Regions from separate parts of the Homo sapiens genome. Here regions 1 and 2 are each linked to region 3. Evidence: read pairs that join two places in POLR2A ChIA-PET (ENCODE). Cell type or tissue: CD4-positive, alpha-beta T cell. All regions are shown on one strand.

Evidence for each region. Peaks named below come from ENCODE experiments on the same cell type or tissue, not always from the same donor. Only the 100,000 strongest peaks of a DNase experiment are listed, where the experiment ranks them.
Region 1: POLR2A ChIA-PET joins it to region 3 with 18 read pairs; 14 of 35 experiments call an interaction of 5 or more read pairs at or near these places.
Region 2: POLR2A ChIA-PET joins it to region 3 with 13 read pairs; 9 of 35 experiments call an interaction of 5 or more read pairs at or near these places.

What each region holds. Positions count from the first base shown.
Region 1 is chr12:14,254,224-14,258,223 of GRCh38, forward strand. It overlaps the pseudogene GNAI2P1. Among named protein-coding and RNA genes, the nearest start is that of ATF7IP, 110 kb to the right of the region's middle. RefSeq lists a cis regulatory region at 3,247-4,000. In CD4-positive, alpha-beta T cell, CTCF peaks have their summits at 2,464 (motif pointing right) and 2,667; DNase peaks (open chromatin) are centred at 2,088, 2,498 and 3,648; H3K4me3 peaks cover 777 bases; H3K27ac peaks cover 2,898 bases.
Region 2 is chr12:14,237,572-14,241,571 of GRCh38, forward strand. No RefSeq gene overlaps it. Among named protein-coding and RNA genes, the nearest start is that of ATF7IP, 130 kb to the right of the region's middle. RefSeq lists enhancers at 1,654-2,593, 1,748-1,827. In CD4-positive, alpha-beta T cell, a CTCF peak has its summit at 850 (motif pointing right); DNase peaks (open chromatin) are centred at 820, 2,080 and 2,680; H3K4me3 peaks cover 1,319 bases; H3K27ac peaks cover 814 bases.
Region 3 is chr12:14,416,343-14,420,342 of GRCh38, forward strand. The region is part of intron 1 of ATF7IP (activating transcription factor 7 interacting protein); the gene reads left to right. Among named protein-coding and RNA genes, the nearest start is that of ATF7IP, 53 kb to the left of the region's middle. In CD4-positive, alpha-beta T cell, CTCF peaks have their summits at 624, 824, 2,421 and 2,644; DNase peaks (open chromatin) are centred at 499, 1,569 and 2,389; H3K4me3 peaks cover 789 bases; H3K27ac peaks cover 1,913 bases.

The DNA.
Region 1 (4,000 bases), 160 kb before region 3:
TACAGGTGCATGCCACCACACCCAGCTAAGTTTTTGTATTTTTAGTAGAGGTGAGGTTTCACTGTGTTAGCCAGGATGGTCTCAATCTCCTGACCTCATGATCGGCCCACCTTGGCCTCTCAAAGTGCTGGGATTACAGGCGTGAGCCACCATGCCCGTTGTGTGTGTGTGTGTGTGTGTGTGTGTGACACGAAGTTTCAATCTTGTTGCCCAGGCTGGAGTGCAATGGCATGATCTCAGCTCACTGCAACCTCTACCTCCCGGGTTCAAGCAATTCTCCTGTCTCAGCCTCCCGAGTAGCTGAGATTACAGGCGCCCGTCACCACCCCTGGCTAATTTTTGTATTTTTAGTAGAGATGAGGGTTTCTCCATGTTGGCCAGGCTGGTCTCGAACTCCTGACCTTCGGGTGATCCACCCACCTCGGCCTCCCAAAGTGCTGGAATTACAGGCATGATCCACCAGGCCTGGCCGCCAGGATACTCTTTTAAAGGAGGAATTGGTAAATCCTTTCCCTCTGGTGATAGGGACAGTTTTGATAAAGATGGAAGGGGGAAAACCATGTGCATGACTCCAGACTCAGAAACCAAAACCCAAGTTGAATTCCATCTCAGAGTAAAATCAAGTACTACAGATGAGAAAACACAGACGGTAAGAATTATAAGACTAGTGTGTCTTTTCTTAGGGGATAAAAGCTGTTTGACAGCATCTGCAACAAGTGGTTCACAAACACGTCCATCATCTACTTCCTCAACAAGAAGGAGCTGTTGGAGGAGAAGATCACACACAGCCCCTGACCATCTGCTTCCCTGAGTACACAGGGTCCAACAAGTATGATGAGGCAGCCAGCTACAACCAGAGTAAGTCTGAGGACCTGAATAAGCACAAAGACACCAAGGAGATCTACACACACTTCACATGCGCCACCGATACCAAGAACGTAGTTCGTGTTTGATGCCATCACCGACGTCATCATCAAGAACAACCTGAAGGACTGGGGCCTCTTCTGAGGGGCAGTGGGACCTAGCAGGATGGGCCACCACCAACTCTGTACCCCCCAACCCCTGAGGAAGATGGGGCAAGAAGACCATGGTCCCCACCTGTTCCCTGGACACTTTTCTCTTCTTTCCTTTGTTCTTAGCTCCCCCATCCCCTCAGCTTCAGACATAGGGGAGGGGTTGCCACAGGCCTCCCTGTTTGAAGCCTGCCCTTGTCTGAGGTGCCAGTAATGGCCATGGTACCCCCTTTCTGGGCATCTTTCTGGTACCCCCCAGAAGCTGTGAAGATTCTATTCTACTCAGTAGCTCTCATTATGTAAAGAGGAACCCTGAAATAAATCAGTTGTTCCTGAAAGTTCACAAGAGTAAGAAAACAGACTGAATCGTAAAAGAACTAACTGGTATAAAAGAAGAAGCCAGAAAGTAGTGGACTGGGACCAGAGAAATAATATTTGAATTTAATTAATCTGTTCAACAAATATTTGCTCCTTGCTAACATTTTGCCAGGTCCTATGCTTGTTATACAGTTTTGATCAGACAGACACGGCCCAAGGGTACTTAGAAAGCTAGTTGCGGGTGAAGGGGGAGAGCCAATGTACAAGAAAACAAATATATATAATTGTAAGTTACAGTGGTGCTACAACAGAAAAAAAGAGGTTGCCATGTAAGATGATAAGAAGGTATAAGGAATTTACTTTGGACCAAGCATTCAGGAAGGCCTCTGAGGAAGGCAAAGCTTGACCAGAGGGTAGGAGGAACTCAGAGGACAGTGAAAGGAGAGAGGAATAAGGGGTGGGGGGGGAGGGTGGAGATTTCAAGGTGGAGTGAAAAATGCAAAGATCCTAAAATAAAAGCATCTCTAAGAATCAGAGGGCCAGTTTGGATGGCTTGACCTCTACCCTTCTTGAATCCCCTTTGATACTGAACATTTTGGAAAATCCCGTGTAGCATATACTGTGTGCCTTCCCACAATAACTGATGACTCTTAAATCTCACAAAAACAAATTCAACTGATGAATTCACGTCCTTTTAACATACATTTTGAAGATTATCTTAGCCCAAACCGGCACCCACATCCTTCTGAGCGTACTGACTCACTAGACAAAGCCAACCCCTCCCCTCCTGTGTACAAAAATAGCTTTTCCATATCTACTGTTGTAATTGTTTTTTTTCCAGGGCTTTATGCTCTACTGAAACTAAACACTTAAATGAGCAATTTCACTCTGGTTTTAAGCCCAGGGGAAATGACAACGGTTTTGTCTCTGTTTTGAGACTTAGGGGCAAATTTTAAATCGTTAATATATAATTAATCCTATGTAACATCATAGAAACAAAACATCTGATTCTTCTTTCAGTATATTGCACACGTAAAATGCACATGAAACCAGGTTTGGAGAGTGATTCTTAGTAACGTAGCCTTGCATTTGTGCTTCGACATAAAATTGAGACATTCTCAAGAGGCCTTGGGACATGGTGACATGTTGCGCAGTTTGGCCAGCAGAGGGAGACCAGAGAGTCGTGAAGCACGCAACGAAGCCACACCCAGATTAGGGTTATTATCTGTCTCTTCTCTGAATTTTCAAAAAACACAAAAAGAAAATGAGAAATTCTTAAAACAAAGCCCCTTTTTTATTGAAGCAAAATCCACATAACATAAAACTAGCCCTTCTAAAGTGTGCAATTAAGTGGCATCTACCTCATTCACAGTGTTATGGAACCGTCACCTCTATCTAGTTCCAAAACATAAGAAATGTTTAAATTTTCTATAAAGGGAACTTGCAAAAACCCAGGCGTGTCCTATCCTCCTTATTTCGTCACATTCCCAGTTTTGTGTCCACCGGTATTCTGTCAGGAATGGTCCCCACGTGTTCCCCCAACAGCCTTCGTCACTGTACAATTCATAGAATCGGATTCAGGGTTACAATTACAGGTTCGAAAACCAAAAACATCCCAGTTCTTTAGTTCTTCCTCTAGGAATTGCACAGTTGCAATAGACAAGCCAGTATAGGTGACTGTTTTAAAAATTCTACACATACTATGTCATTTATCAGCAAAGAAATGAATAAATTGTTTTAATTTAAATATGGTTACAAAACGGAAATGAACAATGTACTGCACCAAAGCCCTTCAGTCTTTGATGGGAAATTTAAAGTTATTCCCATCCAGAGTGAAAATTAAAGTTATTTCTAGGTTAGGATGCGAGCCAAGATTTTAAGGGCACCATGTCAACTGGTTAGATAACAACTTTGAGGAAAGCAGAACTTAATGTAATAAAAGCAGAAGGTTTACAATCTAAATCCACTTTTTTATTAAAGAATTTAATCTGCTTTATGGGGTCTTGGCCCAGGGAAGGGTAAAAAAAAAATGCCAAACTGGAGAGGCCGGGGGAGGGGAATGGCTGTAGATGACTCTGGGAAAACAGGAGGGAGGGAAACTGAAGCGCGAATGAGGCCGGATCCGCCCTAACAAAGAGGCAGAAACTGTGTCTCAACAGCCACCAAATCCAGTTCAGGGCGGTTTGAGCCAGTTTCTGAGCTGGATTGAGAACAACAGCCTCGGCAGAGACTTCACTAGGGTGAAAGAGAAAATCCAGCATGGACTTCGCAGAAAGAACTGGATTTGGCCTGGACTCGCTGGAGCCTAAAGCTGCTGCCAGTAGTGGCAAAGTCAGATGAAATATAAGGCCTGGAGCGTGGACAGTGGCCTCTTCCAGAAAGAGAAATCACACAGCACTGTCTCTGTGCCATAATCCAGTCCGCATTTTCTGTCTTGCTGCTCCTAATTGTGGCTGGTAAGGGAAAAAGGGCCTCAGGGTATCAGTTTTCAGAGAAAGCTGTCTGCAATGTTGGGGGAGGGGAGGATTATGTGTCTCCTGTAGTTTCATGTGTGTGCCTGGTGGTGGGGGGGGGAATGTGCGAGAGGGTCTGAAGGAGAGGGAACAGCACTTCACACCCTGCAGTTCACACCACCTTTCCAACAGCTTTGCTGTATTGCACAACCTCAA
Region 2 (4,000 bases), 180 kb before region 3:
CGTTTTAACTTACTTAACACTTGTAACAAGCCTGAGTTAAGTGCTATCATTATTCTCATTGTTTTGGTCGGGACGAAATGAAATATATTCAAGCTAGGTAATTTAAGGAGCTATTTAATAAAAGGAGCATCTAAAAGGTATGGACAGAATGTAGGATAACCCCAGGGGACAGCAAAGTGCTCTGGGTTTCACAACATTTAGGTACTGTTATCATCTTTAGGCCTGAAAGATATAGAAAGGATGTAAATACTATTTCCCTAACATAGAGTGAACTATTTTGGTAAGGGCTCTTGTTGGGGATATGACCTTCATTGAAGGGACAGAGCCCTGGGACCTCATAAGAAGGGAGCTGGGGGGGATAAACTCTCCAGCTCTACGCTCTTCTTTCTCTTTAATTTCCTTTGAGTGCTTCCCATTGCCCAGACCCAATTTGAAGCTAAAAGTCAAGATAGCTTCTTGATGCATTCCATATAGGTCAGTCTCTGCCTCCTAGGACACAAAGCAGAGTAGAGAAGGGTGGATATTGGTCTAGAGAGGCAAAATAAAAGTAGCATAATCACTTTACACTACAGTACTACTACACCATTCTGTCTCCAGCGGTGGGAGGTTAGAAAGGTAGGTAGATAGTCAACTATTTTATGGAGCAAATAGTAAAAATGTATACAGGCCTTCTGCAAACTAACCAAAAAAATAAAAAGAAAAAGAACGGGGCAAAAAATAAAAGCTTTTGATAGGCATATATCATGTTATTTTTGGAAACCACTATTAAGAACTGTAAGCTTCCTTGATTGTTACAGTGCTTAAAAGCATCCAGGAGATGGCAGCATTGGTAAGGTATTTAAAAATCAAATGTTAAAAATATTTTTCACAATTATTATTGATAGATAATGAGCTTCCCAAATGGAATAACGTTTTAAAGTATAGTTGGTCCTAAATAACTAAAAATGCAGAAATACTAAATTATTGTCAAATAATAGCGTGGCTTTATGCAGGTGGTTATTCAAGAGTACACTCACATGACACATGACAGTTCAGTAGATATTCGGACTGAAAATACAACAGATTACAACGGGGCTGAAAAATTTCTATCGCCTAATGAGGCCTAGGATAATGAGTGTGTTTGTGTCTTAGTTTGTTATTTGTTTCTTTTTTCTTTTATTTTCTTTTGAGACCTGGGTCTCGCTCTGTCACCCAGGCTGCAGTGCAGCGGTGCTATCTTGGCTCACTGCAGCCTCCGTCTCTGGGGCTCAAGTGATCCTCCTGCCTCAGCCTCTGGGGTAAGATTCCAGGCATGCACCATCACCCTTGGCTAATTTCTATATTTTTTTGTAGGGATGGGGTTTCACCATGTTGCCTAGGCTGATCTCAAACTCCTAAGCTCAGGAGATCCTCCCACCTCGGCCTCCCAAAGTGCTGGGACTACAGGCGTGGGACTGTGTGGCCCGACCTGACAAAAACAAGTTTAATAACTAGAGGCAACTATTCACAAATCATATACAAAATATCATATGTGAGATGTGGTGGCTTATTAAAATCTAGATATCACAGACATCATATCAGTTATGAGGCAAAAAAAATTAATCTGCCTTTAAATGTTATTTCTAAACTGTTTTAATCATTTCCAACATTGAAACATAAATTGTTAAAGATACACCTAGATGTCAATATTCTGGCCCAGGTACTTAACTGGGTACAGGAGACAAAATACTAAAAAACAATCTGACCTTCTAAACCCTCAGCCTGAGATGGAAACAGACAACTCCATTGAATTACAATTCGATCTGACTCTAATAGCAAGGTGCCATCTAAATGGGAGGGCCAACTTGCCTAACTCCACCTTGACAGACGGGGAAGGCTTCACCAGGGAGGGAGCACGGAGCAGAGATTTTGAGAGATGAGCCTGCGTTTGCCAGGATAACCACAGGGAGAAGGCCACTGCCTGCAGAAAGAGGAGCAGGCGTAGGGGAGGGTAGACATGAAACAGCACACCCTATCCCAATGGTTAACCAGAGGCAATATCGCTCCCGGGGGAGATTTCGAAATGTCTGGTAACATTTTTGCTTGTCACCACTGGAGGAGTGCTACTGGCAGCTAGTGGGTAAAGGTCAGGGATGCAGCTAAACGTCCCACAGTGCACAGACAGCCAACCACGACAAATGAATTATCTGACCTCAAATACTGCCACTGTTGAAAAACTGCTGTAACCGCAAATGGCATCTCTTTGAATGGCAAGGTTACAGAAAGGAATAGCAAAAATGCAGCGATGATCCAGGAACGTTTTCTAAAAGGGGGCGGGGATAAAATTAGGGAAGGTTTATTGACACCCCCCAAAAAAAAGAGAAAAAAAGAGAGAAAAGTTTAGATTTTATTGTAAATGTGAGAGAGAGCCAGACACAATCAGCTTTGCTTACTAGAAAGATTGCTGTGGCTGTGGGAAGAGAATGGACTGAGATGGCGACGCTGACAAACAAAGAAAATTGGTATTTTAACAATTTCACTTCTCTTTTCTTTATCAAGGGGAATATCTTACAAATGAAAAAATAGAAGACTGGTAAGAGGAAATTGAAACTCTAGATTGATGTCTAGATTGTAAGAGGGCAAGTAGCTGCTCCAGTGATTTCAAGATTTGTGATGAAGATAAATTAAACTGCCATGTCTGCGCCTCACTTCCTGAATCCCTCCCTCCCGCTGGCCTGCACCGCTGCCCCTCCCTCCTGTCTGGCGTGGTTCCTTAAAGCCCTGCATTTGACTCCCTACCTTGGCTCCCATTCTTTATTTATCCCACCTGACTGGCAACCCAGATTTGACTTGTTCTTCCAGTTCTGACTTGGAAACTACCCATCAGCCCTTTGCGCAGATGCCGAGGGTTAGAAATGCCCCACTCCTTAGCCCCAGGCACAGTGAGACTAACCCCATAAGGGTGGCGGTGAAGGGGAGGGGAGAGTTTGACAAATCTCCTCCCAAGTGATAAGAGAATTTATGGATGAGATTAGCAAAACGCTGTTAGTCCAGACATCAGAGTAAGAGCCAAATCCTGTTTCCTACAGTGTCCCCACCCCACCTCTCACCTCTACTCCTACCATCCTGCCCCTCAGTCACCCAGCCCAGCCATGCTGGCCTCCTTCTGCCTCAAAGAGTTTGCATTGGCTGATTCTGTCTAGATGAAAAACAGAATTCACTAGAGAGCTTTCATAAAATGCCCGGATCTGACCCTTACATCCTTTTATTTTTCCTTCTGGGTTTGGCTTTCTCTTTCTTCTTTCCTTCCCTTGCACTCATATCAGCACCTCTACCCCACCCCCAACTCTTACCACACCCGTGTCAAGAACTGGATTTGTGTCTGCCATATTTTCTCCATGTTCACATAGACTATTTAAGTAAATAAGAAAACCCTGAACGAAAGAGAAACATGAGGATGATAGCCCAGCTTTACTCTTCTACCCCTCCCCATCTCCTTACGATCCCTACTAGCTGGACCCAATTGGAAGCCAGAGAGCAAGGAAGCTCATTGGTGCAGGTCATGTAGGTCAGCCTCTGCCTCCTGGGACACAAAACAGATAAGAGGACCTTGAAGCTAGAGAGGAAAAATAAAGAATAACCTTTTTCCGACCACACAACTTAAGAAACAAAGCACTGGGCATGGTGGCTCATGGCTGTAAACCCAGCATGTTGGGAGGACGAGGCAGGCGGATCACCTGAGGTTGGGAGTTCGAGACCAGCCTGGCCAACATGGTGAAACCCTGTCTCTACTAAAAATACAAAATTAGCTGGGTGTGGTGGCACATGCCTGTCATATCAGCTACTCAGGAGGCTGAGGCAGGAGAATCGCTTGAACCCGGGAGGCAGAGATTTCAGTGAGCCGAGATAGTGCCACTGCACTCCAGCCTGGGCAACAGAGTGAGACTCCATCTCAAAAAAAAAAAAAAAAAGTTATTTAAATCTTCTGACTAGGCCAGGTACGGTGGCTCACACTTGTAATCCTAGCACTTTGTAAGGCTGA
Region 3 (4,000 bases):
GAAATTTTTATTCAGAAAAATGTTGTACTCTCAGGCAACAGCATGAATATAATTGGAATGCCTTTGTCAAAGATAGAAATGCCATGTCCACTTAAAAGGTTTTGCTTGATGTTTTCTAAGCTTTTGCTTTAGTTTTATTTTGAAGTATACTTCATCAGATATTCATTACTTTGAATTAATACAGCATTTGTTTTGTCTATGTGTTGTATATGCTTTTTGACCCAACAATCGTGGTACTTAGTTAAGTCTGTTCTTGGAAAGCAGTACAGACCCTAGTTTATTTAATCAAAGAAACCCTACCATGACCTGTTTTTCAAACAGAGCATCTAGAGTTATATTCCTAATGTTTCCATTTCATTGTTCACCTTGATTTTCACATCCTTTGCATTTTTAATAGAGCTCTTGCCCTCATCTTCTTCCCTTGTTGCTGGGCAAGGTTTGTGACACTGATGTCTGATTGGTTTTAGACTATTTCGGCTTTGAGCCAATCAGACAGTGAATTTCAGTTCTCTCACAGGACTGAAACATTGAAGCAGCTGTTGATATATTTTTCCTGTGGGGAGATTATATAAACTAAGAGTATGGCTGCAGCAAGCTCCCTCTTGGGTATGTTTGAAAAATTACAAGGTTCATCTGTAAGGAAGGGGGGAAATGAGGTTTATTTTTAAAACTTGGTTATTAAGAACACCTAATAAGTAGTGAATTTGAGAAAAAAATTCTGATAACAAATTTTCCATTTTTATTTTATAATCCTATATTTAAAGAACTATAGAATGGTGTAATATAATAAAAATGTCTTTAATTTTCATGAATATTTACTTTGTAATCCACACATTTGTTTTATAATAAAGCTTTGAAAGGATATCTCATATAACCTTTTGTAACTTGCTGCGAAAGGCAGTTAAGGAGAAAAGGATGTAGTAATTGTACTTATACCACTTAATATAGGTTGTCCAGAATCAGACATTTAGATTTCATTAGATGAATTAAACTAAGTCAGTTCAGTGCAGTAGACAGCACAACACTTCATAATACTATCCCTAGTAATCCTTTGGGTCCAGAATACTATTAATTTTTGGAATCGGAAATCTGTAACAATAGTGGTAGATGGGTATGAAGATTTTTTTTTTACTTGTCTGGATTTAAGGTTTTGCTAGATTTATATATTTTATATGTATGGTCTATGGAATTTTTAAAAAGAAATTTACATTTGAATTTTGCATTGTATAGAAAAATATGTTCTTACGTATATTGTCCATGTTTGACTTATTCCTCAGGTAGGAAATTAATTTATATTAATGTATATTTCTTGAAATGTTCATGGATATTTATTAAAGCAAATAGCATAAAAGATGTAAATCTTATCCATTTATGTGTGTGGTATATTTAATGCGTGTTACGTGGATTTAGGGTTTTATGTAAACTGTGTTCTAGATTACTTATTTCAAACAAAGAACCACACTTAAGTATTGCAGATACAGTTTTTGTTTAACTATGTTTTTCTGACCTTATTGTCTGTCTCCTGTTGCTGGGCAGGAATCAGAATGCTGGCTGCTGATTGGCTGAGTTTGTGAGCAGCTCTTGAACAGCCATTTAAATTCTTGAGCTTTTTGAGCAGGCAGATTGTAGGCTAAGACATAACAGCTTCCCTTTGTTGTTTCATTGCTATGATCTCTTGCTAGAAAGAAGTGGGTGGAGGGGGATGAAGCAGAGAAGAGAGTAATGTTTTCATTTAAAGAAGAAGCTCGTTGGGCTTTCCTTAAAAATATTTTAAAAATAATTTACCAAAAATTTGAAAAAAAAATTTCCAAGCCAGAGAGACTTATTTGCAGGTAACATACCCTTCTCTGGTTATTTAAATATAAATTTCTATAGAAAAAGGTTTTATTAGTGATATTATTTTCCCAGAGTTCTTGAATATACAGAGACTTAAAAAACATTATTTTGACTCTCATCCTCATGAAAAAAATACTTTCAGGAGAAACTAGTTCATCATGTTTTGCAGTTACTTTTAGACATGGCAGACATCTTCTGCCGTAAAATACCAATGCTTTTTTCTGTGAAAATGAATTACAGTCATGTGAAAGCTTTCTGATTTGAGTTGCCACCTAAAATACTAACATTTATTTTATAGAATAGTTTTATGAATGGCATCTTAGTTCTAGGCGACAGTACTAAAATGATCCTTGGAAGTGTTTTGCACTGGTATTACAGCCATGGAAACTTGTTTGCAGGTAACACACCCTTCTCTAATGTGTATCTTTCTCAAATATGCTTCGCTAATGCAAAATACATTTCTAAAAGCAGACTGCTGATTGGTTTGTACAGATATGGCTGAACTAGTTTGAACTAATTGTTCGTGTTACTTCCTTATTGCTTTGTCTGTTTTTTATTATATTTAGAACCCATAAGATCTGGTAAATGGCTGTAGTGTGCTCCCTTGTGGGTATGGATGGTAGTTATTCTATAATTCTTTTTAGAGTGCTTTATTATTACTGAAGTTAATGACAATTTTATTGATAAAATCAACTTTTCTTGAATTATATATTTTTATTAAATATTATTTGGTGGTGGCAATTTAATATTAACTGTGAGGTTTACATGTTGGATTTTCTAATTTATATAAAAAATACCAAAGAGGAATTTGTCTTAGACTCTTTAGTTTATTCCTAAAAACATTATCCTGAATATTTAGTTTATTCCTAAAAACGTTATCCTGAATATATAGATGGTGATGGTTATACCATTTATTGAGTTCTTACTACATTCCAAGTGCTTAATGTATAGAATCTCATTTAGTTCTCATGGCAACCTTTGTGACAGGTGTTGGTATTAGTCCCTTTTTAAGGTAACCAAAACTAAGAAATTGATGTTAGGTAATTTGCCCAGTCTCACACAGTAGGTTTCCTGGGAGAGTTGGAATTCAAATCTGTGAATCTGTCTACAGTCTACAGAGTTCATGTTCTTAATTGGGTTATTAAAAGTGATGAATTTTTTTAAAGGAATGCTTACTTTTAATGTAAGAGTTCATGTTCTTAATTGGGTTATTAAAAGTTATGAATTTTTTAAAAGGAATACTTTTAATGCAATTGGTAATAACTACCAGCTGTCCATCTAATATCTGAGAAATGCGGATATTATGAGGCTAAAGTTCAAAAGAATGGCCTTTCAGTATTTTGAAATACTTAAAGGGTAACTATACTACTTATATTATAAACTTAATTATTTTGTAGTTTTGGAATTAGTAAGGAAAAGTGACAGCAAAATACAATGCATTGTATCTGTATCTTTTGCAGAAAATTTTGCAGTTAGCAAAACTTTGTAATGATGGGAAGGGAAAAACCTTGAAGGTGTGAAATTTTAGTCTGTAATTAAAAACCCTTAACATAATGTTTTGTATTATATTATACAAATTTTGTATAATTTTGTATTAAGGTTTTGTATTATTATATATACATTTTGTATTAAGGTTTCTGTTTAAATGAAGAGTAATTTTTCTAAATAGTTGATTTAGTTATATAATTTAAATAAAATGGCTAGAATAAGAAATATGTTCTAAGTAATTGGCTTAAAGTGAGAGAATGAATACAGAATGTATCACAGTCTAGAAATTCTCTGACAAAGTGCTAGAATCTCAAGCTGAATTGGCTTCCAGCAAGTAGGCTAGGCTTATTATTTTATGCGCTTCAGCCAAAGACCAGCAGGAACACCTTTGTAATTGAAAAAGTTAGGTTTACTATTTGCTGCAGGGAGGAAATAATGTTCACTATGGGGAAACTGTAAGGCACATCAATCAGTAAGAGGATGTTAGAAAAAACCTAGTATAGGATTTGAGTATAGTATAGGTTGGGTTATTTTGGGGAGAGATTAAGGAAGTAGATCCTTATCGTGGATTGGGTGACATCAGAAAGTGGGGGCACTTCTATTCTTGGGTATCTCAATAAATTTTATCTATATAGGGAGGACAGACTATTACAAGATAAAGCTGTAATTGATAAAG